Linked DNA regions of Homo sapiens: region 1 is linked to region 2. A link is an interaction called in ENCODE POLR2A ChIA-PET data of the cell type or tissue named here. Cell type or tissue: PC-9. All regions are shown on one strand. Each heading gives the region's core, and the rest is flanking DNA. Links, peaks and the distances in the headings are about the cores only. Region 1 has its middle 29 kb from the start of BMPR2. Region 2 holds the start of MPP4 (MAGUK p55 scaffold protein 4).

The links. Peaks named below come from ENCODE experiments on the same cell type or tissue, not always from the same donor. Only the 100,000 strongest peaks of a DNase experiment are listed, where the experiment ranks them.
Region 1: POLR2A ChIA-PET joins it to region 2 with 13 read pairs; 2 of 35 experiments call an interaction of 5 or more read pairs at or near these places.

The regions. Positions count from the first base shown.
Region 1 is chr2:202,339,516-202,356,072 of GRCh38, forward strand. No RefSeq gene overlaps it. Among named protein-coding and RNA genes, the nearest start is that of BMPR2, 29 kb to the right of the region's middle. In PC-9, for the core only: no CTCF peak of the experiment used is centred there; a DNase peak (open chromatin) is centred at 6,836.
Region 2 is chr2:201,683,495-201,700,051 of GRCh38, forward strand. It overlaps MPP4 (MAGUK p55 scaffold protein 4), which reads right to left and starts at 15,150. Exons shown (of 22, transcript NM_033066.3): 1 at 15,093-15,150; 2 at 10,382-10,560; 3 at 9,414-9,535; 4 at 6,708-6,785; 5 at 3,797-3,877; 6 at 2,425-2,556; 7 at 1,570-1,651. The coding sequence starts at 10,460. RefSeq lists enhancers at 15,780-16,281, 16,282-16,557. In PC-9, for the core only: no CTCF peak of the experiment used is centred there; no DNase peak of the experiment used is centred there.

The DNA of each region.
Region 1 (16,557 bases), core at 4,326-9,325, 660 kb after region 2:
GTGCCATGAATAATAAATTCCTCTGTCTCTGACCAAGGAGTGTCATGACTATTGCCAGGATCCATGAAACAATGACAGACTAACATATTAGCTTGCAATTGGCCTTCATTGTCCTTGCAGCCTTTTCTCCACGTGCTCCACTTTTGCACTCACCCAGTAGTCTCCCAACCTCTGGTCCCCTGGTGCATGGGGCTATCTGACTCTTAGTATTTGCAGAGAAGCTAAGGCTGTGCAAAAGCTATAGACATCCAATCTACAGAGCTCTTAATTCGTGATTCATTCTGCAAATATTTACTAAGGACCTATGCCAGGAACTATTCTATATGATGCAAATGCAACAGTGAACAAAATGAACCAAGTGCCTTTACTTATGAAGATTGCCTTCTAGTGGAGGAGACAACCAATTTAGGACCCTCTCTATATATAGTCTATATATATATATATATATATACTTAAGAGTATATAAATTTTCTGGGGTTTTTTTGTTTTTGTTTTTGTTTTTGAGACGGAATCTCACTCTGTCGCCAGGCTGGAGTGCAGTAGTGCGATCTCGGCTCTCTGCAATCTATGCCTCCTGGGTTCAAGCAATTCTCCTGCTTTAGCCTCCCAAGTAGCTGGATTACAGGTGTGCACCACCACACCTAGTTAATTTTTGTTTTGTTTTGTTTTGTTTTGTTTTTGAGACAGAGTCTCGCTCTGTCGTCAGGCTAGAGTGCAGTGGCGCGATCTCAGCTCACTTCAACCTCCACCTCCTGGGTTCAAGCAATTCTCCTGCCTCAGCCTCCCAAGTAGCTGGGAATACAGGTACGTGCCAGCACGCCCAGCTAATTTTTGTATTTTTAGTAGAGACGGGGTTTTACCATGTTAGCCAGGATGGTCTCGATCTCCTGACCTCATGATCTGCCTGCCTTGGCCTCCTAAAAGTGCTGGGACTACAGGCGCCTGCCAACACAGGCGTGAGCCACCTCGCCCGGCTTATTTTTTAATTTTTTTTTGAGACAGAGTCTTGATCTGTTGCCCAGGCTGGAGTGCAGTGGTGTGATCTCACTGGAACCTCCAGCAAAAAGAGAATGTTTAGATATTAAAGTTTTGGGGCCAGGAATGGTGGCTCCCACCTGTAATCCCAGCACTTTGGGAGGCCGAGGCAGGTGGATCACTTAAGGTCAGAAGTTTGAGACCAGCCTGGCCAACATGGTGAAACCCCATCTCTACTAAAAATACAAAAATTAGGCCGAATGCCATGGCTCACACCTGTAATCTCAGCACTATGGGAGGCCGAGGCCAAGGCGAACGGATCACTTGATGTCAGGAGTTCGAGACTTGCCTGACCAACATGGAGAAACCCCATCTCTACTAAAAATACAAAATTAGCTGGGCGCAGTGGCACATCCCTGTAATCCCAGCTATTTGGGAGGCTGAGGCAGGAGAATTGCTTGAACCTGGGAGGCGGAGGTTGAGGTGAGCCGAGATCGCGCTATTGCACTCCAGCCTGGGCAACAAGAGCAAAACTCTGTCTCAAAAAAAAAAAAAAACAAAACACAAAAATTACTTGGGCGTAGTGGTGCGTGCCAATACTCCCAGCTACTCAGGAGGCTAGGCAGGAGAATCACTTGAACTCAGGAGATGGAGGTTGCAGCGGGCCGAGATCTTGCCATTGCACTCCAGCCTGGGCGACAGAGTGAGACCCTGTCTCAAATAAATAGACAAATAAATAATAGGCCAGGTGTGGTGGCTCACGCCTGTAATCCCAGTACTTTGGGAGGCCTAGGTGGGTGGATCATCTGAGATCGGGAGTTCGAGACCAGCCTGACCAACATGGAGAAACCCTGTCTCTACTAAAAAAATACAAAATTAGCCAGGCGCAGTGGCGCATGCCTGTAATCCCAGCTACTCCGGAGGCTGAGGCACAAGAATCGCTTGAACCCGGGAAGCGGAGGTTGCAATGAGCCAAGATCATGCCATTGCACTCCAGCCTGGGCAACAAGAGCAAAACTCTGTCTCAAAAAAAATAATAATAATAATAATAAAGCTTTTTGTCCTGAACATCCTAATTTATCCCTATAGAAGAGCCAGAGGATTCCAGGCAAGGATTATGTAGGAACAGTGCTCAGCAATGTGATTTGAAGAGCATCAGATATGCTTTCTTATTTAAAAGTATCTCCTTTACTTGCCTCGTTTCTGTGGAGTAAACTTTACTACAAACTCCAGTCTTTGTTTGGTGGATAGATAACAGTTCTTGGCCAGGCGCGGTGGCTCACCCCTGTAATCCCAGCACTTTGGGAGGCCGAGGCGGGCAGATCATGAGGTCAGGAGATCAAGACCATCCTGGCTAACACGGTGAAACCCCGTCTCTACTAAAAATACAAAAAATTAGCCAGTCATGGTGGCAGGCGCCTGTAGTCCCAGCTACTGGGCAGGCTGAGCCGGGAGAATGGCGTGAACCCAGGAGGCGGAGCTTGCAGTGAGCCGAGATCGCGCCACTGCACTCCAGCCTGGGCGACAGAGCAAGACTCCGTCTCAAAAAAACAAAAACAAAAACAAAAAAAACAAAAAACAGTTCTGTCTGCACTCAGGCTTCTCAAGGTCTCCCCTTCAAACCCTCCTACTCCCTTCACCCCCAGGAATACTGGGGCTGCTATTCCATATATAATATTTTCCCATCATAACATATATGTTAACCCTTAAATTGGTAAGTATAAGAGATATGTGCGGCTGGGCGCTGTGGCTGAAGCCTGTAATCCCCCGAGGCCGAGGCAGGTGCATCACGAGGTCAGGAGATCAAGACCATCCTGGCTAAGACGGTGAAACCCCGTCTCTACTAAAAATACAAAAAATTAGCCGGGCATGGTGGTGGGCGCCTGTAGTCCCAGCTACTCGAGAAGCTGAGGCAGGAGAATGGCGTGAACCTGGGAGGCGGAGCCTGCAGTGAGCGAAGATCTCCCCACTGCACTCCAGCCTGGGCAACAGAACAAGACTCCGTCTCAAAAAACAAAACAAAAAACAAACAAACAAACAGAAAAAAAAAACAAAGATATGTGCAAAGGGGAGTGGAGATCCATAGGAGGGAATGGCAACTTTCTTAAACAAGTCTAGAAAGGTTTCACTGGGAAGATTGCAGGATAACTGGGATTTGAAGGATGGTTAGAATTTTGCCAGGTGAAAACAAAAAGGTTTTCTCAGGTGGAGGGAATAGCATGAACTTTATTTAATTATAAAATTTCTTTTTGAAATAGAAGTATTCCAGTTAAGGATGGCCGGGAGTGGTGGCTCATGCCTGTAATCCCGACACTTTGGGAAGCTGAGGCGGGCGGATCTCAAGAGATTGAGACCATCCTGGCCAACATGGTGAAACCTCATCTCTACTAAAAATACAAAAATTAGCTGGGCGTGGTGGCACATGCCTGTAGTCCCAGCTACTCGGGAGGCTGAGGCAGGGGAATCGTTTGAACCCAGGAGGTGGAGGTTGCAGTGAGCCGAGATCGCGCCACTGCACTCCAGCCTGCTGACAGAGCAAAGCGAGACTCTGTCTCAAAAAAAAAAAAAAAAAAAAAAGTAATATTCCAGTTAAGAATAACACATTAGGGATAACACTAAATCTTCATATAAATTTATTGTATTGGCTCACTTTACTGATTGATTGAAGGTTGCAAGATAGCATAAGACTCTTGGGTTGCAGGTTTTGGGAAAGAAGAGTGGGGTGGAAGTGGGAAAGATAACTCTGTTTATCTAAGGGAAGATTTGGCTTAAAGCTCCCAAAATGGCTGGCACTTGTTCAACACGTGATGATGATGAAACTGACATGGATACTAATCTTAAGGGTAAACAAAGGTTGTCAAGCTATCAAGACTGTTTTAATAATGATGATTCCAAAGTAAAAAAGTAACAATAGTATTTTACATTTATGTAGTGTATTAGTCTATTCTCACACTACTTATAAAGAACTACCTGAAACTGGCCAGGCACGGTGGCTCACGCCTGTAATCCCAGCACTTTGGGAGGCCGAGATGTGCGGATCACTAGGTCAGGAGATCGAGACCATCCTGGCTAACATGGTGAAACCCCGTCTCTACTAAAAAATACAAAAAATGAGCCGGGTGTGGTGGCGGGCGCCTGTAGTCCCAGCTACTCGGGAGGCTGAGGCAGGAGAATGGCGGGAACCCGGGAGGAGGAGCTTGCAGTGAGCCGAGATCGCGCCACTGCACTCCAGCCTGGGCGACAGAGTGAGACTGTGTCTCAAAAAAAAAAAAAAAGAAAAAAAGAAAAAAGAAAAAGAAATATGATCCAATCACACCGCAATCCAATCACCTCCCACCAGAAGCCTCCTCCAACACTGAAGGTCATAATTCAACATAAGATTTGGGTGAGGACACAGAGCCAAACCATATCATATAGCATTTTAGAATGTTCAGTGGACATTTTTGCATTCATTAATTTATTTGACCCTGACTGAAGTTATGAGAGATAAAGACACTTCGACTCAAAAATATTTTGATCACTAATCCAAGGATCACTCTCCTAATTAGCAGAGCTGGACTAGAATCTGGGCATCCTGATGAAGTCTAGCATTATTTTCTTTGTTCTTCTGGAACAAATTAACCCTCAGGGTGACAATGAGAGACTTTTAAAAGAATTCACAGCAAGGGATATAGCCCATAACAGAAAGTTCCAGGCAAAGATTGTGAAAAATTACAGCTTTCTGAAAACCAAAGGGTCAAACCATGTAATGTTGGATGATTGTTTTTGAATTCCCTTGATTTCCTATCAAGTTGAGTCCTGCACAGACATTGAGGTTCACCCTTTGTTTATAACTTGGCTTGAGTCACTAAAGGCAGTTGATCAGCAGCTGTAGTGCAGCCCAAACACCTGAGGGCTGATCTCTTCCCACCTCTGCTTTATGATGAAAATTTCTTAAGTGAGTGAGTGGGTGTTATTTGCTGAGAAGGAGCTTCACTGAAAAATGCCTAGCAGACAGCAAAGGAGTCCTCGTTTCCTTCTTTGTTATCTTGTTTCTTTTTCTCAAGAAACTTTGAGTAAATAAGTAGGGAAACTTAGTTGATTTTTTTTTATTATACCTTATTTGGGTTAAACTCTGTATTACTTGATTATTGTTTTCTTTTTTCTTTTCTTTTTTTGAGACAGTCTTACTCTGTCACCCAGGCTGGAGTGCAGTGGCATGATCATGGCTCACTGCAGCCTCGACCTCCTGGGTTCAAATGATCCTCCTACTTCAGCCTCCTGAGTAGCTGTGACTACAGGCATGTGACACCATACCTGGCTAATTTATTTATTTATTTATTTATTTTTAGACAGAGTCTTGTTCTGTTGCCAGGCTGGAGTGCAGTGGCGCAATCTTGGCTCACTGCAATCTCCACCTCCTGGGTTCAAGCAGTTCTCCTTCCTCAGACTCCCAAATAGCTGAGACTACAGGCGCCCACGACCATGCCCGGCTAATTTTTGTATTTTAGTAGAGACAGGGTTTCAGCATGTTGGCCAGGGTGGTCTTGATCTCCTGACCTCAGGTGATCCACCCGCCTCAGCCTCCCAAAGTGCTGGGATTACAGGGGTGAGCCACTAAACCCGGCCTGGGTTTTTTTTTTTTTTGGTAGAGATTTTTGCTGTGCTGCTCAGGCTAGTCTGGAACTCCTGGACCCAAGCGATCCTCCTGCCTTGGCTTCCCAAAGTGCTGGGATTATAGGCCTGAGCCACCGTGCCTGGCATTGATCATTGTTTACTTCCATTTATTTTATTATAGCTTTTCCTGTTCAAGGGTTTTTGTTTGTTTGCTTTATTGCAGACAGGGTCTCACTCTGTCACCCAGGCCAGAATGGAGTACCATGATCATAGCTCACTGCAGCCTTGAATTCCTGGCCTCAAGTTATCCTCCCACCTCAGCCTCCCAAAGTGCTGGCATTATTACAGGCATGAGCCACCACGACCCACCTCAAGTGTTTTTTAAGTTAAAAAATTATTTAACTTAACCTCCAAATTAGGAGGTCTGCTAGAGTACTTCTCTGAATAATATTTTTCTATAAAGTGTACATGGGTACACTTTATAGAAAACACCTGCTTATATTTTCTGGGTCCTTGAATGAATGGAGAAGGTGTGACAGTACTTTCTGTCAGACTGCATGTGAAGTACAGCTTAACTGGGTACAGGATTCTTGGGTCACAATCATTTTCCCTCAAACTTCGCAGATGTTACTTCACTGTATTTTGGCACTTGGTGTTAAAGTAGAGAAGTATGATGATATTTGATTCATTTTCTCAGATGTAGTCATTTTAAATAAAGTGTCTCAATATCTGTGAGATTTCTTTTTTCTGTCCTTAAAATATTTAAAACTTCTGATTATAAAAGTAAGATTGGAGATTACCAAACATTTGGAAAGTACAGAAAATTTAAACTATAAAATTTAAAATAACCAATGAACAAATAATATTTCACGATAACTCTTATTAATATTTATTGGTGTGTTTCCTTCCAGTCCAGGCCAGACTATTTTAAAATAAAGATAATAGATATTTAAAGTAATCTATTTAACATATTTAAAATATTTTCAGAGCATTCAAGCTCCTCTATACATTCCAAATTAAGAAGCCTTGATAATAATGACTAACATCTATTAAGTAATTCTACTACATGCCAGGCACTCTTTTAAATGTTTTACATGTATTAATTAATTTAACCTTTATTATAAGCCCATGAGGAAGATAATGTTTATCTCTACTTTGTTTTTCTTTTTTTCTTTTTTTTCATGAGGCTCTGCTTTCACGGTCTGTATTCGTACTAAAAATCAACATCAAGCGAGCTTTTGCCCTTCTGCTCCACGGGAGGTTTCTGTCCTCCCTGAGCTCGCCTTAGTTTTTTTTGTTTTGTTTTGTTTTTTGAGCTAGAGTCTCACTGTGTTGCCCAGGCTGAAGTGCAGTGCCACAATTTCGGCTCACTGCAACTTCCACCTCCTAGGTTCAAATGATTCTTGTGCCTCAGGCTCCTGAGTAGCTGGGATTATAGGCGCCCACCACCACATCTAGGTTTTTTTTTTTTTTCATTTTTTTGAAACAAAGTTTCACTCTTGTTGCCCAAGCTGCAGTGCAATGGAGTGATCTCAGCTCACTGCAACCTCCGCTTCCTGGGTTCAAGCGATTCTCTTGCCTCAGCCTCCTGAGTAGCTGGGATTACAGGTGCCTGCCACTACGCCTGGCTAATTTTGTATTTTTAGTAGACATGGGATTTCGCCATGTTGGTCAGGCTGGTCTCAAACCCCTGACCTCGTGATCCACCCGCCTCGGCCTCCCAGAGTGCTGGGATTACAGGCATGAGCCACTGCGCCCAGCCCATTATCTCTACTTTTCATATAAAGAACTTTAAGCAGCAGGGCATGGTAGTTCATGCCTGTAATCCCAACAGTTTGGGAGGCTGAGATGGAAGGACTGCTTGAGCCCAGGAGTTTGAGACCGGCCTAGGCAATGTAGTAAGATGTTCTTTCTAAAAAAAAAAAAAAATTCAAAATTAGCCAGACGTGGTGGCTCATACCTGGAGTCCCAGCTACTTGGGATGCTGAGGTGGGAGCATCACTTGAGTCTGGGAGGTTGAGACTGCAGTGAGTGATCATGCCACTGCACTCCAGCTGGGACAACAGGGCAAGAACTTGTCTCCAAAAACAAAACAAAACAAAACAAACAAACAAAGAAAACAAAACTTAAAACAGGCTAACTGAATTTTTCAAGGTCACAAAACTAGAAAATGACAGAACTGAGACTTTAATTCAGGTGATCTAACTTCAGGGCCCAGGCTGAGGCAGGAGAATGGTGGGAACCCGGGAGGTGGAGCTTGCAGTGAGCCGAGATGGCGCCACTGCACTCCAGCCTGGGCAACAGAGCGAGACTCCGTCTCAAAAAAAAAAAAAAAAAAAGAATCCAGACTTCATAGTGGCTACCACAGTCTGGAGACCATTTTTCTGTACTGAACCATTAATAGGGGGCCAAAAAAGGGATTTGAGGCTGCTGTGTATATGTATACACTAAATGTTGGTGATTTTAAAACATATTTCCCAGTTTTTTGAACTGCTTATTGAGTGGTGGTATTTTTGTCTCCTTTCCTTGAACTTTGAGGGTCTTTGTGACCGCATCATGACTCTACATGAGTTGCAAGGCTAGATTATGAAAATGTCACTCGGCCTCCATCTTGGCCTCTTGGCATGCTCACTTTCAGAACTTAGCCATTATGATGAAAGGAAATCCAAACAACTCCATGGAAAAGCCACATGACAGCACAAACTGAGGTCCAGTCTGAGGGGCAGTATCGACCACCAGACATGTGAGTGAGCAAGTCTTCAGACAATTCAAGTCCCAGCTGCCAAGTCACCCTCAGCCCTGAAGTCTTCCTAGCTGAGTCTCTAGACATCTTAGAGCATATATAAGCCATCCCTATTGAACCCTCCTCCAATTACAGATTTGTGAGCAAAATAAATGATTATTATTATTTTAAGACACAAAGATTTGGGATAGTTTGTTGAGCAACAATGGTAACTAGAAAACCAAGTATATATTACCCTTCTCATCACATGCCTGCTTATACACACACACCAGGCTCATTGACTTTACTTAATGTTTAGTCAGCCGCCTATACAATATGTGTGGACCTTTTTCCCTGAAATTGTTTTCCAGCTAACTTTGAGTTTAATTTCCAAAGTAAGAGCAAAGACTAAGACACAAGGAAACACAAGGCTGCTGGCCTGTGGTTGAGTCTGGTAGTCCAAATATCTACTGTTCCCTTCTTTGGCCATAGAAACCCCATTTAATTTAATTCTGGTCAACAGGATGGATTGAAAAGTTGCTGTGAGTGTTAAATGAGTTATACATGTGAAGTACTTAGAACAATACCTGGAACATAAAAATTTATCACTATGAATGAGGGAGCTGCTTTGGTCCTGAGGGCATTGTAAATTGGACAAAGTTGACCTACAGGTTTTAATAATGCAAGAGGAGTAGATTCTACTCCCCAAGTATCTGAGAATCCATCCTTTCAGCCTTAACTCAGACCTTTATCAGTTCTCACTTAGGTTTTTTTGGTAAACAGCAGCCAAAAAAAGTCTCTCTGCTTTATTCTCTTTCATTCATTCTTTTTTTATTAAACAAGTATTTGAGTGCCTGTTATGTTCATTATAATCTAATCACAGTTAATTATTTAATGACAACAGTGTTAAGTTATAAGTTTTTTTGTTTTGTTTTTTTTAAATGAAGTCTCACTCTGTCACCCAGGCTGGAGTGCAGTGGCACGATCTTGGCTCACTGCTGCAACCTCTACCACTGGGGTTCAAGCAATTCTCCTGCCTCGGCCTCCCAAGTAGCTGGGACTACAGGCATGCACCACAATGTCTGGTTAATTTTTGTATTTTTAGTAGAGACGAGGTTTCACCATGTTGGCCAGGCTGGTCTCAAACACCTGGCCTCAAGTTATCTGCCTGCCTCGGCCTCCCAAAGTGCTGGGATTACAGGTATGAGACACCACGCCTGGCCAATAAAGAAATAACGTTTCTCCAAAGAAGATATACAAATGGCCAATAAGCACATGAAATGATGCTTAACATCATTAACCATTAGGGACACGTAAATCAAAGCCACAGTGAGATCCCCATTCATACCCACTACGGTGGTTAAAATAAAAATGATACACAATAACAAGTGTTAAGAAAGATATGGAGAAATTGGAACTTTTATATATTGCTGATGAAATTGTAAAATGGTATGGCTCCTTCGGAAAACAGGAAGTTCCTTGAAATGTCAAACAGAATTACCAGATAAGCCAAAAATACTGCTTCTAGGTATACGCCCTAAAGAACTAAAAACAGGTGTTCAAATAAAAACTCGTATACAAATGTTTATAGCAACATTATTTATAATAGCTAAAAAGTGGGAAAAAAACAATTGACCATCAATGGATAGATGGATAAATGATATTATTCAATCATAAAAAAGAATTAAGTGGCCGGGCACAGTGGCTCATGCCTGTAATCCCAGCACTTTGGGAGGCTGAGACGGGTGAATCACGAGGTCAGGAGTTCAAGACCAGCCTGGCCAACATAATTGAAACCTCGTCTCTACTAAAAATACAAAAATTAGCTGGGCATGGTGGCAGGTGCCTGGAATCCCAGCTACGTGGGAGGCTGAGGCAGGAGAATCACTTGAACCTGGGAGGTGGAGGTTGCAGTGAACTGAGATTGCGCCACTCCACTCCAGCCTGGGCAACAGAGACTCGGTGTCAAAAAAAAAAAAGAAAAAAGAATTAAGGATTGATACATGCCGCAAAATGGATGAACCTTGAAACATGCAAAGTGAGAGAAGCCAATCACAAGCGGCCATTTATTGTGTAATTCCATCTATATAAAATGTCCAGGGTAGGCAAATCCATAGAGACAGAAGTAGGTTGATGATTGTCAGGGGCTAGAGGGAGGGGGCACTGGGGAGTGATTGCTAATGGGTAAGGGGTTCCTTTTTGCAGTAATGAAGTGTTCTAAAATTAAGTAGTGGTGAAGATTGAATTATAGATTATATAAAAACCACTGAAATGTGTACTTCAAAAAGGCGAATCTTATGAAATATGAATTATATCTCAATAAAGCTGTCATAACAATTGTCTTGAATGAAGAAGGGCTCTCTGAACACATAACCGAGAAGCCATAAAAGACTGATATGTTGGACTCCATAAAAACACAGCCTCTCACTCCTGCTCTCAAGGGATCCTCTAGACTGCAGGCTCACCACCATGCCTGGCTTCTACAAATGTTTAAGAGAGAGAAATGCCCGTACATCACTTTAAAAAATGCAAATTAAAACCAAAACAGGCCAGGTGCGGTGGCTCACGCCTGTAATCCCAGCACTTTGGGAGGCTGAGGCGGGCGGATCACCTGAGGTCGGGAGTTTGAGACCAGCATGACCAACATGGAGAAATCCCGTCTCTACTAAAAAAAAAAAACCACACACACAAAATTAGCCAGGCGTAGTGGCTGAGGCAGGAGAATTGCTTGAACCTGGGAGGCAGAGGTTGCATGAGCCAAGATCGCGCCATTGCGCTCCACCCTGGGCAGCAAGAGCGAAACTCCATCTCAAAATAATAATAATAATAATAATAATAATAATAGCATGATGATACAAAAGTATTTGATATGCTATATATGTGTGAATACTGAATTGAGCACTTTGTGTAACTATTGTTGCTATGTAGATACTATGTGAGGATGAAATCATGAAAAAGAATGAATATTATATCTTTTGAAACATGTATTTAAAAAATTATATAATAGCATTCCCTCTGCTAAATTACATTCTTGCCAAGTAGAAATTCAAGTTACACAAGCAAGAGCCTATTTTAACTTTTGGATGAATGTTGTCTTCCCATATATATATATGCCTTAGCTACCTGCTTCTAGATAAAGATCAGGTTAAGTGTCTTTCACATGGGAATTTCAAAGCAGTTTAAGGGCAATAATTAGTTCTCATAATAACTCTGTGAAGTGTGTGTATTTTTTCATATCTATTTTCACATGAGAGGACTGACAGGCTAAATGGTTTCCTGGTATTCTGTGCTCCATTATTGTTGAAACTAAGACTGTTATTGCTTCATTGGCCACTTTTTTTTCCTTGAGAAGTGATAAAGCAATTGTTGGGTCAATAAACCAAACAAAAATAGCTATTTACATGTCAATTTTTTTTTTTTTTTTGACACAGAGTCTTACTCTGTCACCCAGGCTGGAGTGCAATGGCATGATCTTGGCTCACTGCAGCGTCCTCCAGAGTAGCTGGGATGTGCTACCATGCCCTGCTAATTTTTGTATTTTTAGTAGAGGAGGGGTTTCACCATGTTGGCCAGGCTGGTCTCAAATGCCTGACTTCAGGTGATCCACCCGCCTCGGCCTCCCACAGTGATGGAATTACAGGCGTGAGCCACTGCGCCCAGCCATATGTCAAATATTTTTAAAACACGAGGACAGTATTTTTATTTTTTGGACTTTCTAAACAATCTTTAGCATTTTTAATTTACTCTATACCCGAATAGTTGATTGGGACAACATTTTCTTTCCTTTTTTCTTTTTTCTTTTTTTCCTTTTTTTGAGACAGGGTCTTGCTCTGTCACCCACACTGGAGCACAGCAGCATGAACAGGACTCACTGCAGCCTCGACTGCCCACGCTCAAGTCATCCTCCTGCCTCAGCCTCCTGAGTAGCTGGGACTATAGGCACAGGCTGCCACACCTGGCTAATTTTTGTATTTTTCTGTAGAGATGGGGTTTTACCATGTTGCCCACAAAAGTCTGGAACTCCTGAGTTCAAATGATTCTCCTGCCCTGGCCTCCCAAAGTGTTGGGATTACAGATGTGAGCCACCACGCCCCGCCAGGGCAATGTTTTCTAAATTAAAATATATTTTAAAATATAGAAATAATCAGAGTAGCTCTGCAGTAGCTTCATCTGAGATCTGCTTTGAATATTTCTTTAATTATTAGAAATGTACTTACAGATAATTAATGTGGTTTAGTGACTAGGAGACCTATTTTTAAAGATCCTGTCCTGGCACACTGTGAGAGTATGATACATTTTTGAAACAGGCAGGGTTGAAATGTCTTTCACTGGTGCCACACACTATGCTAACCACTTTATATACATTATCTCATTCAATCCACAACATGGTGAGGTAGTTTCAGCCATTATATTTCTCATTTTACAGACAAACAGCCCAATAGTGAGACTTATTTAACATTACATAGAAGGTGAGAAGTTAGGCAGGATTCTAAACATCAAGTCAATAATGCCATTTTGATCTTGCTATTTTCACCTCATTTTTTGTACCCTGAACTTGAATCAGATATGTGATTTTGACCTGCCATTTTGAACCCTGTATTTGTGAATATACCCATGTAAACTATTGTTATAACCAGTTTAATTCTTGATGAAATTTCTCTGCAGTACAGTGAAACTATTTCCAATTTTTTTTCTATTCTCATTTTTTTTTTTCGAGACAGAGTCTCACTCTGTTGCCCAGGCTGGAGTGCAGTGGACTGCCCTCAGCTCATTCCAACCTCCACCTCCCAGGTTCAAGCAATTCTCCCACCTCAGCCTCCCAAGTAGCTGGGATTACAGGCATGCACCACGCCCGGCTAATTTTTGTATTTTTAGTAGAGATGGGGTTTCACCATGTTGGTCAGGCTGGTCTCAAACTCCTGACCTCAAGGTCCTTCCTCGGCCTCCCAAAGTGCTGGGACTATAAGCAAGAGCCACAGCACCCAGCCTCTATTCTAATTTTTATTTTACCAAAATTATGCTCAGGATAAAATTTTTCCATGTGCATTTAAAAATTAGATTCATTTCAGTCATTAGGTCTTTTTTTTTGTAATTTAGAGATGGATGTCACTCACAGGCACCATCATAGTGCAGAACAGCCTCGAATTCCTGGCCTCAAGGGAGCCTCCTGCTTCAGCCTCCAAAAGTAGCTGGGACTATAGGCATGCACCTTTATGCTGGGTATTTTAGTCATTAGGTTTTTATCCTCATCAAACTCTGTCCATTTTAACTACTGCTATTGTGAACCTTCTTTCATAGCTGTTATTTCTATGAAATTTGAGTTTTTCCTCTGATTCAGTCAAAACATTCATTGGGTTAACATGGTAGGGTCAAAACATTCTTTTTTGCCTGGGATATAAGAATTCAGGCTGGGCACAATGACTCACGCCTGTAATCTCAGCACTTTAGGAGGCCAGAGCAGGAGGATCTCTTGAACCCAGGAGTTCAAGACCAGCCAGGGCAAGAGCAATGTATCAAGACCCTATCTCTAAAAAAAGAGAAGAATGAAAGAAAAAAAGAATTCAATAAAGGTCATTTTTTATGATAGTGATGATGAGACAACTAATACCTGCTTTAGCCCCCTCTCAGGAGGCTCCAGTGTAGAAAGATGTGACAGTGCTTTGTAATCTGTGAAAGTTAAATAAATGCCTCTTTACTAATTGTTAAAATAAGTTGTAAAAATCCATCCTCTGAAACTCTTCTGGAAGGCAAGTACCTTCCTGTTCCTGCTGTGATGTTATCTGCAAAAATGCTTGCAGCCAGGATTGTCAGGCACTTGTAGTCCCAGCTATTCCGGAGGCTGAGGCAGGAGGATTCCTTAGGAGCGAAGGAGTTAAGGTCAGCCTGAGGAACTTAGTTGCAAGACCCTGTCTCCAAAAGAAAATTTTTTTTAATTAAAAATAAATTCATTCTTGTAGGGACATTTAAAAAAATGTGGTTACAGACATCAACTGATTTTCTAAGTATATCCTAGTAACCCTTTACTCACTGCTCTCTTCTCATTTGTTTTCCAGTCCAACCTCATTAATTTTTCTTTCTCTAGCCCTAATGCTGAAATCCTTTGTGATATAGAGACCAGCTTTGGCACTCTAATGGATTCTTTACCATTGATTATCCGTTTCATCATCGTGGTTGCTGTAACTGTTGCATAGGATTGAGTGATATAGCATTACTGGCTGGCAGTTCTTGAGAAAAATTAAAACAAGCCCATTGCCAAATGGATTTTGTCTCAGCAAGAGTGCAGTTACACTATTATTATATAAAAATCTCCTGTTATCATAGCTCTCTGTCTCTTGCCTAATGTACCCCTGAAAGGTTTTTCTGTTTTGTTTTGTTTTGTTTTTTTGAGATGGAGTTTTGCCCAGGCTGGAGTGCAATGGCACGATCTCGGCTCACTGCATTCTCTGCCTCACGGTTTCAAGTGATTCCCCTGCCCCAGCCTCCCGAGTAGCTGGGATTACAGGCATGTGCCACCATACCTGGCTAATTTTGTATTTTTAGTAGAGACAGGGTTTCTCCAAGTTGGTCAGGCTGGTCTTGAACTCCCAACCTCAGGTGATCCGCCCACCTCAGCCTCCCAGAGTGCTGGGATTACGGGCATGAGTCACTGCACCCGGCCAAGAAAATTTTTTTAAAGATGAGGTTGTATTAGGATTCTCTAAAGGGGCAGAACTAATAGGACAGATGTATATATGAAGGGGAGTTTATTAGGGAGAGTTGACTGACACAATCACAAGGTGAAGTCCCATGATAGGCCACCTGCAAGTTGAGAAGCAAGGAAGCCCAAGTTCCAAAACCTCAAAAGTAGGGAAGCCAACAGTGCAGCCTTCAGTCTGTGGCCGAAGGCCTGAGAGCCCCTGGCAAAACACTGGTGTAAATCTAAGAGTCCAAAAGCTGAACAACGTAGAGTCTGATGTTTGAGGGCAGGAAACATCCAGCATGGGAGAAAGATAAAGGCCAGAAGACTCAGCAAGTCTGCTTCTCCCACCTTCTTCGGCCTCCTTTATTCTAGTCCCGCTGGCAGTTGATTAGATGGTGCCTACCCAGATTGAGGGTGGGTCTGCCTCTCCCAGTCCACTGACTCTAATGTTAATTTCCTTTGGCAACACCCTCACTGACACGCCCAGGAACAATGCTTTGCATCCTTCAATCCAATCAAGTTGACACTTAATATTAACCATCACGGGGATCTAGCTATGTTGTTCAGGGTGGAGAGCAGTGGTTATTCTCAGGCATCATGGCAGGTGCCATGATGCTTACTGCAGCCTGAAGCTCCTGGGCTCAAGCAGTCCTCCCACACTAGCCTCCCAAGTAGCTGGGTCTACAAGTGTGTGCCAGCATGCTTAACTTTTGAAGAACTGTCAAACTGCTTTCCAAAGCAGCTGCACCATTTTGCATTCCCAACAGCAATGTGTCAGGGTTCTAATTTATCCACATCCTTGTCCATACTTTCTTCTGTCTACTTTAGCCTTTTTTTTTTTTTTAAATTGAGACAGAGTTTCACTCTTGTTGCCCAGGCTGGAGTATAATGGCACAATGTGGGCTCACCACAACCTCCGCCTCCTGGGTTCAAGCGATTCTCCTGCCTCAGCCTCCGGAGTAGCTGGAATTACAGTCATGCGACACCATGCCTGGCTAATTTTGTATTTTTTGGTAGAGACGAGGTTTCACCATGTTGGTCAGGCTGGTCTCAAACTCCCGACCTCAGGTGATCCTGCTGCCTTAGCCTCCCAAAGTGGTGGGATTACAGGCGTGAGCCACCACGCCCGGCCTTACTTTAGCCGTCTTAATGAGTGTAAAGTGGCATCTCATTATAGTTTTGATTTTCCTAATGGCTAAGGATGTTGAGCATCTTTTTTTATGTGTTTATCGGCCATTTGTATATCCTTCTTTAGAGAAATGTCTATTCAGATATTTTGTTCATTTTATCTTTATTTTTTATTTTTTAGAAACCAGGCCTTACCTTGTTGCCCAGGTTGGAGTACAGTGTGATCATAGCTCACTGCAGCCTGGAACTCCTGGGCTCAAGCGATCCTCCCACCTCAGCTTCCCAAAGTGCTGGGATTACAAGGATGAGCCACTGTGCCTGGCCCCATTTGTCCATTTTTAAGTTGGATTTTCACTTTTAGTTCAGGAAATTCTATTCATATATTCAACTCATTTGAGAATTTCTCCTGATGCTTCTCTGCTCCTTAGAAAGTATGTTTTATATTAGATTATTGTTT
Region 2 (16,557 bases), core at 3,314-8,313:
TCCTAGCACTTTGGGAGGCCAAGGTAGGTGGACCACTTGAGGCCAGAAGTTCAAGACCAGCCTTGCCAACTTGATGACACTCTGTCTGTACTAAAAATACAAAAAAAATTAGCTGGGGGTGGAGGTACATGCCTGTAATCCCAGCTGCTTTGGAGGCTGAGGCAGGAGAATTGCTTGAACTCGGGAGGCAGAGGTTGCAATGAGCTGTGATTGCCCTACTGCACTCCAGCCTAGGTGACAGAGTGAGACTCTGTCTCAAAAAAAAAAAAAGAAAAGAAAAGAAAACTGAGGAGGAAGGAAGGGCCAATGGACTTAGCAACTAGGAAATTCTTGGTATTTACAATGAGAATGTTGAAGTATAAAGCATGTGCTAGGTTTTAGGGCTTCGGGGTAGTGAAGATGTATAACAGGTATAGAACCACTCATTTCAGAAGCACAACAGTAGCCAGGTGTGGTGGCTCATACCTGTAATCCCAACAGTCTGGGAGGCCAAGGCAGGAGGATTGCTTGAGCCCAGGAGGTTGACACCAGCCTGGGCAACATAGTGAGACCCTATCTAAACATAAAATAGAAAAATTGGCTGGGCATGGTAGTGTGCACCAGTGGACCCAGCTACTCGGGGGCTGAGGTGGAAGGATTGCTTGAGCCCAGGAAGTTGAGGCTACAGTGAGTCATGATCATACCCCTGCACTCCAGCCTGAGCAACAGATTAAGACCCTGTCTCAAAAAAAAAAAAAAAAAGTTTTTAGAAGAACAGCAGTGAAAGGATGAAAATCTGGTTAACTGGTTGAAAGTGTGAGCAAAAGGCATTTCAAGATGGGAAAGAGCTATGCCTTTCTGAAAGTAGAAGGACAAAGTGCAGAGAAAAAGTTGGGAATATAGAGCTAAGCAGCTTGAATCCTGACTCAAACGGTGTAACTCTGAGCAAGTTAGTTTCATAATCTCTTTGAGCCTCAGTTTCCTCATCTATACAATGGCATGATAATAGTTACCTTTGAGGTTGCCATGAGAATGTAAACTGAGAGACTTTAATGTGGTACCTAGAATGGGAAGGACTCAGTGAAGGAGAGGAGTAAGATTTCTCTGGAATATTTGTTTCTTCTTTCTTTACTGCTTTATCCAAGAAATGGAACTTACTAAAGCCCTGACCCAAGTTAAGAAAGAGGGATTTCTCAGGACGGGTGTGTGGCTCACGCCTATAGTCCCAGCACTTTGGGAGGCTGAGGTGGGCGGATCACGAGGTCGGGAGATTGAGACCATCCTGGCTAACACGGTGAAACCCCGTCTCTACTAAAAATACAAAAAATTAGCCGGGCGTGGTGGCGGGCGCCTGTAATCCCAGCTACTTGGGAGGCTGAGGCAGGAGAATGGCAAACCCCAGAGGTGGAGCTTGCAGTGAGCCGAGATCACGCCACTGCACTCCAGCCTGGGCGACAGAGCAAGACTCCATCTCAAAAAAAAAAAAAGAAAAAAAAAAAGAAAAAAAAGGGATTTCTCTAGAAAGAAGCCTAAACAGTCAAGGGTTTCCTGTTTTTCTGGTAACTCTCAATCCCAGCTGCTCCAGCTTACCACTTCTCTCCGCCAGCCCACCGTGGATGATCCTGGCCACCAAGATGTCCCCTGTCATCTCGTGGCGCTTGATGGTGGCTCCCTGAAGAGAGAATAGACGAGATCCCTCTGTTACCTGACATGACCATTTTCCAGGTGGCTTCCCTCAATCAATGCAGCTCTGGTCTTTCAATCAATGCAGCTCTGGTCTTTCAATCAATGCAGCTCTGGTCTTTCAATCAATGCAGCTCTGGTCTTTCAATCAATGCAGCTCTGGTTTTTCAAACAAGGCTATTCAGGCAACCAGGGACGGAGGGGCCACACAGTGCCCTGTGGCCTGTCAGTCATAGCATGCCATCAAAAAGGAAAGGCCATTCGGCTTTGGCTTCCTGGAGTCTCATTTCAACCACACAGACATAAAAGAATACTTAGATTCATCCAAAGATACAGAAACCTCCCACAATTAAAACCTAATTAGAGGGACTGTTCTTAGAAAATCAGATTAATGCCTTCCTTAGCTTCTCATTAATATAAGGAAATAGGCAAATGCAATGGAATTGAGGGAAATACATGCATAGGTCAGAAAGCCAAATATTAAAATAAAACATATGTCTTATTTCTCACAAAAATGTCTTATAAATCTCATCTTACTTTTCACAAAAGAAAAACACTAAGCTGAAATCTTTCCTTAGAGAAAACACCGTGACATGTAATATGTTTGAAACCACAGGCAAAACTTGCAGAGTTGACAGCCGTTATTATCACTGTATATGTGATCGCAGGCAAGGCTACTGCCCAAGTAACCACTAGATATAATTTGGTTCACAATTAACCTAAGCTTACCCTAAATGGAAAGATAAAAAATGATTTCCTTACCAGGGGCTGTTGGTTTTTCACTAAACAAACAATCCTCATTGCTTCCTCACTCTCAGGGATATTGTCTGGCAGTGGAGGGAGAAGGGGTTCAAAATCTTTCTGAGCTATCGTGTCATGGGCACTGAGCAAGGCCTGGGCACAGGGAAGGAAAAGGTGAGCAAATGTCACACATGGGCCAAACCCCTCTAGAAGATAGTAACTCAATACTATCTAAGACACAGCAACAACAACAAACACCAATACAGACATGCCAGACACAGTGCGAAGCATTTTATATGAATTAATCCGATCTTCACAATAATTCTATGAGGCAGGTACATTAATTGTCCTCAATTTGCAGATAAGGAAATAAGGCACAGAGAGGTTAAGCAATGCACAATACACTCTTTCATTTCTGCTAAAATGTATTATGCCACGACATTCTTATTTCCTGGCAGCCCATGTAATCTGTGATGCCCCTGTGGAGTTTGAACTACAAAACAACTTTTATAATATTTTCCCCAATTAAGGTAGAACGAAGGGCAGCAATCAAAATATCTTGCTGGTTTAATTTGTTAGTAACACTCAAGGGCTCATGTGGTACAGAATGAGGAGTTCATATGATCAAGCTCTTTGATCATAGGGTATGATCATAGGGTATGATCAAAGAGTTTCTTTGACTAGTCCACTAGGTTAAATTCTTCATTTCACGGGCTGGAGAAGCTGTCACTCTGCCACCCTGACTGAGATTGGTAGACACAATTTAGTTGGAACTCAGAAAATTCTCTAAGTAGTGCGTGCCGTTGAGGATATTTGATGACTGGTGGTTGTGTTGTGAATTATAACTTTTGACTGATAAATTTCAGCACTCCAAATACAGACATTGTCTTAAAGTTCTAATTTATTGATAAATTGGTCTCAAATCTGTAAGTACTAAGAGATAGGTTTCTGTTCTGCAATCAAATGTTCTTCATAAACCCTCTCACAGGGATAATCATCATTATACTGTATATTCCAAATACACACACATTATCTAAAACTCAAAATAGTCCCACTTTGGAAAGGAAGCATGGAGGTATTCCTCTATAACTAGAACATTCCCTGTTTGCTACCCAAGATTTTTGGATGGGCAATAGCTTTGTAGGGGAAACAAAGCACCATGGAAAGTTCTGGATGCCTCCTCATAAACACAGCAGGCTTGACTGCATGATTGACAACACTGAGCTAGTCACATCTGAGTCCCACATATTTAAGTACAATCTGTTGGTCAGTAACCGTGTACAGTAATAGAACATCTATTCAGAGAGAACATTTTCCATCACATATATTTCTCCTTCCCAACTTTGTCTATGTGCCAGATGGGGACATCTTTTCTATTTTAGCAGGCACTTGCCTTGAAGTGTGGAGCCTGGAGCATTTGTCTCAGCTCTTGGATCTCAGGGGAAGTAGGGGTTTCACGTAATAACTCCACTACCTGGTTCATGGAAAAGGATACATTATAAAAATTTTAAAAAATCTTTATCACCTACTTAACCTCACCCAGGCTGGATAACATACATACTAACATGATATTGACCTTTAAAAAGCTATTACTGGAGCCTTCTTTTTCATCTATAAAGCCATCCATTAAAGCCTACCATCCTTCTTTATTCATTAAAATTGCTACTTTAATATAGCAAATAGAATTCAAGAGTTGAGATGGATCTAAACCCAATGCCCAATCCTGGCACATAGGCATGGAGGATGTACCAATTTGGTAACAGCATATGAACCAAGGCACTTTTCCTCTAGTGCCTCTAAAATATAATAGCTGTTGGCTGATGTCAATGCTTTGCAGGCTTATGAAGCTGTATGAGTTTCTCTAGGAACGTACCTGGGGAACTCAAAGAGCTTAATCCCATGGGATGCTCCATTCTTCAAATAGAAAATGGAAATCATAATTTCTCTTTTAGAGTATCAGTTGATTAGCAATTTTAATGCTTGTTACAATAAAAAGTGCTAAGCGGAAAAAAATTCTGCTCTCTCTGCTGTGGTTTAGGCGTAGACCTGCTTTCAGAGGACATAAGACCTTTCAAGACTTTAGTCAGCCCCATTACCTACAGTCAAATGAAAACAAGCAGTTTACAAAGGTTTACCTCCATTCACTGGGATTTCAACTGAATAAAATATTATATATGTGCTTTTCCTGTGGACAACTGAGAACAATTTGAATTGTTGATTACTGGAATTGAGAGCAGAAGTTTTTTCTTTCTTTTTTGCTGTTTCTTTTAATATGGGATGGGCAATAAATAATAAAATGGATTATATTTATTCATTCATTCGACAAATATTTATTGAACACTACTGTGTGCTAGGAACTGTTTTAGGTGATGCAAAAACAGCAGTGGCTGACAAAAATCTCCATTCTCATGGAGTTTACATTCTAGGGAGGAGACACAGACAACAAATGAAATGTGTAAGTAAAATAGTTTTGTTTGATGGTGACAAGTGTTAAGAAGAAAAATAAACCAGGGAAGCTGGCTAGGAAGTGCTAGGAGGGAATACAATTTTAGATAGGTGACCAGGAAAAGCCTCACTGAGAAGGTGGCATTTGAGTGGAGACTGGAAGGAGATGAGGGACAGATCAGGTATATATCTGGGCAAGAGCATTGCTGACATAAGGAATGGCGAGTGCAAAGGGCCCCAGGCAGAAGCATGCCTGATGATTTGTTTTTTGGGTTTGTTTGTTTGTTTTTTGAGATAGTCTCACTCTGTCACCCAGGTTGGAGTGCAGTGGTGTGATCTCGGCTCACTGCAACCTCTACTTCCTGGGTTCAAGCAATTTTCGTGCCTCCCAAGTAGCTGGGATTACAGGCATGCACCACAACGCCCAGCTAATTTTTGTTGTTGTTGTATTTTTAGTGGAGATGGGGTTTCGCTATGTTGGCCAGGCTGGTCTTGAACTCCTGGGCTCAAGTGATCAGCCTGCCTCAGGCTCCCAAAGTGCTGGGATTATAGCCATGAGCTACTGCACCCAGCCTGATGAATTTAAACAATAACAAGGGGTCAATGTGGCTGGAACAGAGTGAATGGAGAAAGCATTGAGTGTGAAGTCAAAGAGGTAACAGCAGCTTGATTGTGTTCAGCTATGTAAGAACTTTGGTGTTTAGGCCAGGTGTGGTGGCTCACACCTGTAATCCCAGCACTTTGGGAGGCCAAGGTGGGCAGATAGCTTAGTGTCAGGAGTTTGAGACCAGCCTGGCCAAAATGGTGAAACCCCGTCTCTACCCAAAATACAGAAATTAGCCAGGTGTAGTGGGTTCCTGTTGTCCTAGCAACTCAGGAGGCTGAGGCACGAGAATTGCTTGAACCCAGGAGGCAGAGGTTGCAGTGAGCAGAGATCATGCCACTGCACTGTAGTCTGGGTGAAAGACCAGGACTCTGTATCAAAAACAAAAAAGCAAAACAAAAAAAGAGCTTTGGTGTTTACTCTGAGATGGGAAGTCATTTGAAGGGTTTGAGTGTTAGTGAGGAAGTGACATGATTTGACTTGCTTTCAAAGAGGGTATTTTTGGTTGCCGTGTTGAGAGTAGACTGTAGAGGAGCAAGAGTGGACACAGGAGACCAGATAGGAGGCAATTTTGCAACTATCTATGTAAGAGATGATGATGATGGTATGGGGTGGTGAGATCCTGGATATATTTTGGTGAGATCCTGGATATATTTTGAAAGTAGAGCTGAGAGGATTTGCTATCTGATTGGGTGTGAGGTATCAGAAAAAGAGAGTCGAAATGACCCCTAAGATTCTGGCCTGAGCACTGCAAGAACACAGGTATCGTTTCTGAGATAGAAAAGGCTTCCAGAAGAGTGGGTGGGGGTGATCGGCAGGTGGGGAAGATCGGGAGCTCAGTTTGGAACATGTGAACTTGGAGGAGTCCGTTAGACATCCAAGTGAGATGGAGAGGAGGCGGTTGGATATTTGAGACTGGAATTTAGGGAAATCTCCAGGCTAGAGATATAAATCCGAGAATTATTACTATAACATTACCCTGTTTATGAAGGGCAAATGGAGTACGAGACTTAGGAAAAAAGAAAGAAATGAACACACGCTAAAAATGACGTGGGTGGTGGTGGGGAGTGTTTTAATTTGGGGAGATACCCAGCCAATGTTCTTCCTTATATTAAAGTTCAATTAGAAACATTTATTAGATGCATAGTCATCAATAAAACTTTTCCTTAGAACCTTTAATTCATTTGAACTAGCAATGTGGGGAAAATGGCACCACATCAGAGCTCTACTATCCTGTGGAATAAAATCTCCTTACCTCATAGGATAACACCTGTGCATGTGGTGTGGCAGGAACTAGTTTCTTTTCTTTAAATTCCTGGAGGCAGTCATAAATCTGCAGAAGGACAAGGGAGGGAGAATTGATATTGATAATATGACTATTGCCATTTTGGATTTAAGACTCTCAAAGAGAAGAAACACCCCAGGCAACTGCACCAATGGCTGCACAGCACGGTGTGGTTGGTGTTTAGTAAGTTGTGTCTCTAGTTGCCAAAGAGAAATGAACTTGAGTTTGGTGGCCCCGATGCTTCAAAAGCTTAATTATTGGCTGCCATTGGGAAATTGATCTTCTCCAAGCATTTCAGTAATAAAAAGAAATTCAAACTTTTAATCTTGTTAAACAGAGTGAGGGTAGGGTGTCTGGGACTGAAACCAATGGGGATTTGTAGATGATGCATAAAGGAGCGTCTTAAAGGAGGGGCCCTTTAGGACCAGACACCTGTGAGGACCCCTGTGTTGGGCGCCTGTGCAGCATGTGAGCTGTGTGGCTCAGGGCCACTGAAGGTTCTGAATAAGTGGTGGGCATGCCACAAACGCTTCTCTGTACTCTGCTTTGTGCTTTGGGGCTGTTTCCCATTCCTCTCCTAATTCTCTAGTACAAGTTCATTTTTTAAAATTCCAACTTCATCTCCACATACCCTTGGGAATTTTTTTCCATACCAAGATCTAGGTTTGGGCTGAGGACACCAAAGCCTGCCTAGCTCTGCAATGCACCCCTTGATCTTATTTTAGGAATTGAGTTTCTCTTACAGACGAAGAAATAAGGCCCAAGGGGCCGGCTGAGCCCCCAGTCTTTTCTATCCAGATTAGTGATGATGCTGCTTCCCTGCTCTATCCCAGGGCCCGCATTCAGGTTTACCTGGAAGTGATGAAGGCTGATTGGATAACTCACCAAGGGCCTAGCAGTGGTGAGCAAAGGCAATGCCCATCATGAAATTAAAACTCCTATCTTAGCTGATCCTGTGGGAAAATGCCTGATAGAAATCAGGTGTTTTATAACAGGTGCTATGAGGAGTACTTCATTCATGCCAAAGATGTTGCCACTTTTATTGTATAATATTAACATGCACTATAAGACAGACCACATTTCACACTTAAGTGAAGGAAATACCCACATCCCAAAAAATAACTTCAAAAGGATCTCTCTTAATAATAACACTTGTTCAGAACAACAAAATTATAGTAGTGGCATCTACTAGATAGTAGATGCTATTTTTCTACTATCTATTAGACGCTATTGTATAGTGCATGGAATTTTAGCCAAATTAAAAAAGAATAAACTTTATTTATTCTATTTTATTTATTTATTTTGAGATGGAGTCTCTCTCTGTCACACAGGCTGGAGTGCAGTGGCTCAATCTTGGCTCACTACAACCTCTGCCTCCCAGGTTTAAGCAATTCTCGTGCCTCAGCCTCCAGAGTAGCTGAGATTACAGGTGCGTGCCACTGCATATGGCTAATTTTTTGTATTTTTAGTAGAGACAGGGTTTTGCCATGTTGGCCAGGCTGGTCTCAACCTCCTGACCTCAGGTGATCCACCAGCCTCGGCCTCCCAAAATGTTGGGATTACAGGCATGAACCATCACACTGGGCCAGAAGAAACTTTAGAATAAGAAACTTCAGGGTACCTAAACAGAACTGTAGATATTTTACTTTCTAACTTTAACAAACAAATAGGAATAACTTTTTAAAGCACTTTTATTTATCCAGGGTTGCTGCAAGGACAAACGGTTGTAGCCAGCTGATAAAGTGTTGCCAATGACCATCGTGGTGGCTGTTTTGTGATTCCAGGGGGCCTCTGGAAGAAAAAGAGCTGTGGGGAGAAAAGGAAGGGACTACCATATTCTCCTCCACCTAAGTTAATTCCTTCCTAAGCGAAGAAGTTTGTGTAGCTCTTCTCTGAGAGTTGCCTTCTAAGAACTTTTTCCAAGTTGAAATTTCCTACCAGTTGATAAATGACACCATTGGGTAAGTAGTTGCTATGATCTGAATGTGTACTTCCAAAATGCATATGTGATGATATTAAAAGGTAAGGCTAGCTGGGTGTGGTGGCTCATGCCTGTAATCCCAGCACTTTGGGAAGCTGAGCCGGACGGATCACCTGAGGTCAGGAGTTTGAGACCAGCCTGGCCAACATGGTGAAACCCCATCTCTATTAAAACTACAAAAATGAGCCAAGTGTGGTGGTGGGTGCCTGTAATCCCAGCTACTCAGGAGGCTGAGGCAGGAGAATCGCTTGAAGCTGGGAGGCGGAGGTTGCAGTGAGTTGAGATCAGGCCAGCGCATTCCAGCCTGGGCAACAGAGTGAGACTCTGTCTCAAAAAAAAAAAAAAAAAATAGGTAAGGTCTTTGGGAGCCGATAGGTCATCAGGGCTCTGCCCTCATGAATATGGAATTAATGCCCTTATACAAGAGACCCCAAGAGAGCTGGCTAGCCCCTTCCATTATGTGAGGACATAGCAAGAAGTTACCATTTAGGAACCAGAGAGGGAGCCCTCAAAAGACACTGAATCTGCTGCCGACTGGATTTTGGACTTCCTGGCCTACAGAACTGTGAGATATCAATTTCTGTTGTTTATAAACTATTCCACTATCCAGCCTGAATGGACTGAAGCTGTCATTTTCTACACACTCCCCACAACCCCTTCAGCAAGCAAAGGCTTCCGAGCAAAGAAGCACTCACCTTTAGCAGAGCCTGAAGCCACGGCGAGTGGAGGAGATCGTACAAGAGACACACTCCATTCACATCTCTGCCGTAGAACAGACTCAGCTCTTGCAGCACAAGCCTCAGGATCTGGGAGAGGCCTAGGAAAGGAAGAGAGCAGAGATGGGGTGGCAGGTGCGGGTGTAAATGTGAAAGGCAACTCAGATAGCTGGGGCATGCCATGGGGTCTCACCAGGAGTGGAAATGACACTGGATCTCAGGCCAAAAGATCTGACTTCAAGCCCTGTTCCACCTCTTACTTTGTGAACGTCACAAAGTCACATAGCTATCCGAAACCCAGTTTCTTTGCCCAAGATGAGAAGGTGCTAGCTTTGTCATAGTGTTGTTCTTAACACTGAGTAAAATAATAGATCGTGATGTGCAGATGTAAGATGTCATGAAAGGAAAATGATTGCTTTCCCCTCCCCCATCTTACCAGCCTGTCGTTTATCCCAAAATTATCTACTTGTGTTCTGTATCCTCTTTCTCTAACTCAAACATAAGAGTCATTTCATCCTCTCAAAAAATTCTTATTGAGAGTGATATTGAAAAATTCTAACTCCCAATAGATTTAATGCAAAGCTCAGTATTCTCCTGATTAAAGGGTCTCTAAACAGATTTTAGTGAATATTCTATTTTTTGACAGTATTTTCACAGTGTTGTAGTGATATTCTGAATGTGAACAACTTAAGAAGTTCTAAGTTTTACATAAAACATTGTCAGGTAAGGGAAAAAAAGGTTTTGAATCCATCATGTCCATTTATTTCCTTCCTGGCTTGAAATTTGTTCTTAAAGTTATCACTGGTAGGGCAGTAGTGCAACCAAAAATGTACAAGATCCTCATAGGGATCACAGTAAGTCTGTCAGGATTTCTGCCTATTCATTTGATCACATGTCAGAGGTGATATTACTTTCTGGTCTAGAAAAGGAGTCCTGGTGACACATACCATTCTGTGGATTGGTGGCTGTAGAAAGCTTCATGTCCTTCTTGTCTGGTGGATCTGCTCCTTTGTCTGACTGTATCATCCTCCCTGCCGGAGCTTCTGAAAGGAATTCAGGACTAGGAAGCGGGTCAATACACGGCACACAGCTCACTCAGTCCCACTGGCCACCAGCTCTCAGCACACTGGAATATATTTTCAATAGCATTTCCTCAGCAAGCCAGGCCCTGTGCTACACACTGGGATACACATCAAATGAAACACAGTCTTCCCCTGTGGTGCCTACTCTTAACCATCACCAGTGGCGTGAAAGAGAAAACGACTATTGCATAAAATGCTCCCCCTAACTCCATGTTTTAAACACATTTTTTAGCCTTTCAGAAGAATTGATTTCCTAGAAACCACACCTACCCACTTTTTAGAAGTAAATGACAAATACTATATTTATTTATCTTCCACCTCTTTACCCAGTTGACTTTACCCATCATTAGAGCTCAGAAAAGTCTTGCGTGGACCAGCTCCACTCAGGTGCCCCATTTCCTCTCATTGCACCTTATAGTTCTTCATAGAAGAACTAGCTGGTCTGGTCACAGTTGCAAGAATTATGGGTTATTACTGAGGCACACTCTTGGAATTTAGAGACAACACTGTAACGATCTGTTGTTTTGTTTTGTTTCTAGAGTGCTTTCCTGGCTCAATCCTACAATTTGTATAGAGTCTGGACAGTTTTCTTTTTCCCTTTTTTTTTTTTTTTTTTTTTTTTTGAGACAGGGTCTCACTCTGTTGCTTAGGCTGAAGTGTGGTGGCATGATCATGGCTCATGATCATGCACCCTCGACCTCTTAGGTTCAAATCATCCTGCTACCTCAGCCTCTTGAGTATCTGGGACCATAGGCATGTGCCACCACACTCGGCTAATTTTTAACTTCTTGTAGAGATGGGGTCTCACTATGTTGCCCAGGCTGGTCTCCAACTTCTGGGCAATCTTCCCACCTTGGCTTCTCTAAGCACTGGGATAATAGGTGTGAGCCATCGCACCTGGCCTAGACAGTTTTCTTAACCCTATCAGATTTAATACCAGTCTTTGAAAACTAGTTTGAAATGCTTATTTTAATGTTTATTTTTGGTATTGCTTTAGGTAGATTTAGTTTCAAGAAGTAGAAACCCAGAATAATTTTGGCTTAGCAGAGTAGTTTATATCTTGTTCGTGTGAAAGTTCAGAGACAGAGAGAATCCAGGGCTAATAGGGCAGCCTTGCTCCACGAAGTCCTCAGGGAATAGGTTCCTTCCGGCTACTGCTCTGTCACCCTAGGGTGTAGCATGGTTCTGTCTACCTGCTCCAAGATGGCAGCTGCAGCTCCAGTCATCACGCCTACATTTCGGCCAACAGGGTAGGGGAGGAAGGGATTAAGAAAACACGGGCAAAGAAAATATGCCTACTGCTCTTTAAGCAAAGTTTTCCACAAGTTGCCCTACACAGTGAAGAATCGCCTCATGCCCTGTATAGCTTTCAAATGTCCCACTGAACTATCATGTCACTGAAAAACAATAAAACCTGTAGTTATCTGAATCCAGACGCCAACTTTTCTTTACATATAAACACAAGACACTTTTGCACTGGTTTAATATACAATGGGGAGTAGGGTATTGAGGCAGGGAAGGTGAAAAAGCCAGTAATAGGTTGTCATCAAGAAGTAACCACTGTAGGCAACTAGAGCTTAATCCCACGGGGGAACAGGGGCCAAGGGAGTGAGAGTATTTACACACCAATGGCAACATGAGGGTTTTTATACACCAATGGCAACCTTGGTATATAAATACCCTCACTCTCTTGGCCCCTGTTAGAGCCAACAGGTTAAGAGCTCTTCCCAGAGAGCATTATTTCTGACTCTTCCAGCATGCAACATGTATACCTTCGGATAGGAAGTGGAGGGGCTAGCAGCTGGAGTGGGCTCAGAGTGCACCAAAATGGTAACAACCAAGGGGTATGCGGTGGGGGTAGGGACCAACAACATTGTTATAGTAGGACAATAAAGAATACATTAAGGTTTTTGTTATAAAAGGAACACTTCAAATTAGTTGTTAAAGACTGGAGTATTGACTCTGATAGGGTTGAGAACCACTGTCTAGAATCTAGACTGATTGTGGGTTGAAGCCAGGAAGGCTATCTAAAAGAAGAAAAGATCATTATTATTTTGACTCTAAATTCTAAGGCAGTGAGAAGAGCAACACAGAAAGCTGTTACAGCATTTTAGACAACTTTCCCCTACACATTCCTTTCCAAACACCCTGAAGTCTTCCGGTTTGCTAGGTTCTACCAAAGCTTGACATCGTTATGCTTTTGACTTGCCCTCCATCACCTACCTTGCCCACTTGTAATTGAGTCAGATTAAACAATGCGTTTTCCTGTGTTCTGTGTTGTTTTTGACTCTATTGAATCATTTAGCATCACAGCTGCATATCTGACTCATCTTCCTCCCTGGAGGGGAGCACTTCCAGGGTAGAAAATTGAAAAGGGAGATGGAGTGCCTGCTAGAGAGCAGACAAAAGTCAGAGCAGACAGATGAGGCTGACACTCAGGCTGACTCTTAAAATTGGTTCCCCTCCAGCACCTCACAAATCACACGTCCTTGGCAAAGCAGTGCAGATTAAACAAGCCAACTGTTGTTTGCACGTCATGAGGTGGACCACATTTCTGCCATATTTAATGCCCGAATGACTGTGCTGAGCTAGGCCTACCCATTCAGCAGTTGGGGGCACACACTAGAGACTACATATTTCTGAGATGAATTTATTGTGAGGGAGCTTTACAGATAGACTGTGCTTCACAGATAGGCGGTGGTTTCTTGAGTGAATGCAATGGTTAAAATAGCTTCTAATAAATCTAGAGCCAACTTCAGGGCTACCTAGATAACTAATTCATACATTCTAAAAGGCTCGTTTTGACCCAAAGTTTCTCAGCCATAGAGGCAAAAACAATAATTACAGTAATCTACAACTTATGCAAATTCTAAAAACTGTGCTTGGCTCCTCATCTTCAGGTTCCTATGACAAATTTATGGTGGACTGAATGTTGTGTCCCCACCCCCAATTCAGATGTTGAAGCCCTAATCCCCATTGTTGATGGCATTTGAAGATGGGGCCTTTGGGAGGTAACTGGGTTAAGGTCATGAGGTAGAGGCCTCAAGATGTCATTAGCGTCTGGGTAAGAGCCATCAGAGTTCATGTGTTCTCTCTCTCCCTGCCAGATGATGGCACAGTGAAAACGCGGCCATCTGAAAGCCAGGAAGAGAACCCTCGCAAGAACCCAACCATGCTGGCATCCCAATCTTCAACTTCCAGCCTCCAGAACTGTATGAGAAAATACATTTCTGTTGTTTAAGCCACTGTCTATGGTACTTTGTTATGACAGCCAAAGCTAAGACAAAACTCATAGAAAAAAACTTCCAGAAAATGATTTTCCCTCCCTCCAGGTAGCTAAGAAAACAGTTGCAACTTCTTGCCCTCATAGCACTTCTCATTTTCCCAGTTCTTGTATCCACTGGCTTGCTCAGTGTCTGTCTCCCGCAGGTGTCATGTCTGCAGAGGGCCTGGGGAGCAGAGATGTTGCTTATCTTGTTCATGCTGCAGCTTCACCTGCAACAGTGCTTGGGCCATAGCAAGCACTTGGTATGTTCAGTTGTTGTTGGGAAGGGGTAGAACAAGGAGAGGCCAAGATCCAGAAGTAAAAGGCTGATACCTCCCTCAAGGCAGTAGCCAGCAGCTGGGACTTCAATCCTAATGGGGGAGGCAGCTGAACTCCAGAGGCCTGTGCCCTCCCTTCCTTTCCTCCCTGGCCTGGTATCCTGACTTAAACCTCTTTCCCTATCAAACTTTAAAACTGGGGGCAGAAGCGGATCTTAGAGATAATCAAATGCAAAACCTTTGTTTTACAGATAAGGAATCTGACATTCAAGGAGGTATTCAGTAGAGTTAACATGTAGTAAAATCGAGTTTTCCTCTTTTGTTTCCTTAGTCCTGAAAGATGCTGATGCCTGGCATGATGCCTGGCAAAAGACTTACCTTCCTTTCCATGACTTCTGTACCAAATTTGTCAGTTGAAGCTTATCTATTTCTGCTATCTTGAGAGTGAGAATTCTTGATTGAGACTGCAAATAAGTAAGCACCCACCACATGCAATTCCGGACTGAGTACACAGAAAGGATAGCCAGTTCTTGACTCAGAAGATGCATTAGTGTGACTGATGCCTAAGGAATTTGTCCTAAATCTTGTTTTAAAAGTATTTCCATTAGCTTTTTAAAACGTACTATTAAATGCCACAACCCCCTACCCTTACTATGCTTGTTTTTCAAAATAGTGCTTTTTACTAGACAAACCCTAAAAAAGCACTTGGAAACTTAATGATGAGAAATGGCCCTTACAAAAATAGCTGGCTTCCTCTGGGTCCAAATGCTGTTGATTAGGACCAGGGCAAATGCCCATTGTACTCAATCTTCCTGACAACTCATTATTCCATACTGAAGAAATGGCTTCTCGAAGCAAAACCTGCTCTTTCAAGATCATAAAATTCCCCATATCATTTGAGTTAAAATGAAACTAAGCCATTTGAGTTAGATTACCCAGATTTATATCTTTAGCTATTAAAAACTGACAGGCAAGCTAGGCAGTTATGGATACATCTTCTGGTAACTGAGGATTATTTGCCAAGGTCTCTTACCTGCAAGACTGTAAACATGCATGTTGCTCCTATCCAGACAAAAGCTTTAGTAGGATACTAGTGGCCTGTTAGCTGCCAAAGTCACCTCACTGCTCCCGATAAAATCTCTGCACATCCTCTTTGATGTAATCCACAGATGCCTAACCCAGCCTAACAACTAAATTACTCACAAGCCTTTCCTGCCACAAATCTTCTTAAGTATTCCTTGAAGTCTAATTTGTATCATTTTCAAACCTACATTCTAGTATTTTCTCTCAAATTGCCAACACATAGTTAACGGCAGAAAAACATAGTATTTTTGTTGATTAGTTCAAGATGACAGACATTCCACAACAGAAGATAGCATTTTTAATGAAAGAAAAAAATGTGGCAGGACCGGAAATAAGCCAATAACCTACTAACCTTATTAAATCTCTCATGTTATGGTGAGAAAACAACTGAAGACTGTTCAGCTAATAATAGAAACCCATCAAAAACAGTACCTTCTGGTCAATCCCCTCCCAAGCCACTGTTCTGAACCTAACAAATAGTGCTTTCTGTCTCAGATAGGAGCTACTTCTTTATCTGAAAACTTAATACTGCAGGGAGTGCTCAGTGGGGAGAGCATTTGGAAGGGGATATTGCAGAAAGGAGAGGAAGGTATTGCTGACAGCAAGGCAAAAGGTAGAGACCAAATGGCAATTATCAGAGGGTCCTCAGCCCTTCTACCCATATTAATCACATGGCTTTCCTTATCTCTCCATCATAGATGAAAACACAAGTTGGGAATGTGATACATTTGTGTTTTGAGTACAGCATATTTTGTGAAAAGCACTTGATTTCAATAAGATTTTCATTTTTAACTCACTTTTAAGAACTTTCAATACATAACCAGCTATGAAATGACATCTCTGGCAGCTGTAGTAGCAAAAAGCACTGGACTTCTAGGGAAGTAGGGAGTAGGGAAGTTCTAGGCTGGAGTCCCAGCTCTGGCAGTGAGCAAATCTTGGTCACTGCTTGTCTGAAAAATGGGGGGAAATGGGGATAACACCTGCATCCTTGGGCTGCTGTAAGCATTCATTACGCATGTGAATGACCATTGTAAACTGCTGCAGGAGTGCCAAGGACTTCTATTTACAAACATTGGCCTGGAGATTTAGGGTTTTTCTTCCAATACACTTCAAAATTTATAACTTTAATATGCTATCTGAAAAGCATATAGTAGGAAGAATCCAAAGTAACTGAACAGTTTCATTCAAGACTCCAGTAAAAGGACGAATTGTAACATGGCTTTTCTTAGAACAGAGACAGCCTATCATCATTGGAAATCTTCTCAATGGGTCAATTTGTCTCAAAGTTTTTGTTTGTCCATTTCCACATATTATCCACCCCCGCCCAGAGTCAGAAATTCTGTAAATTTGGCTTTACCAGGCAAATGTGGTTATTTATGTGTTTGTTCAGAAACTCAAAACAATCTCCAATGTAA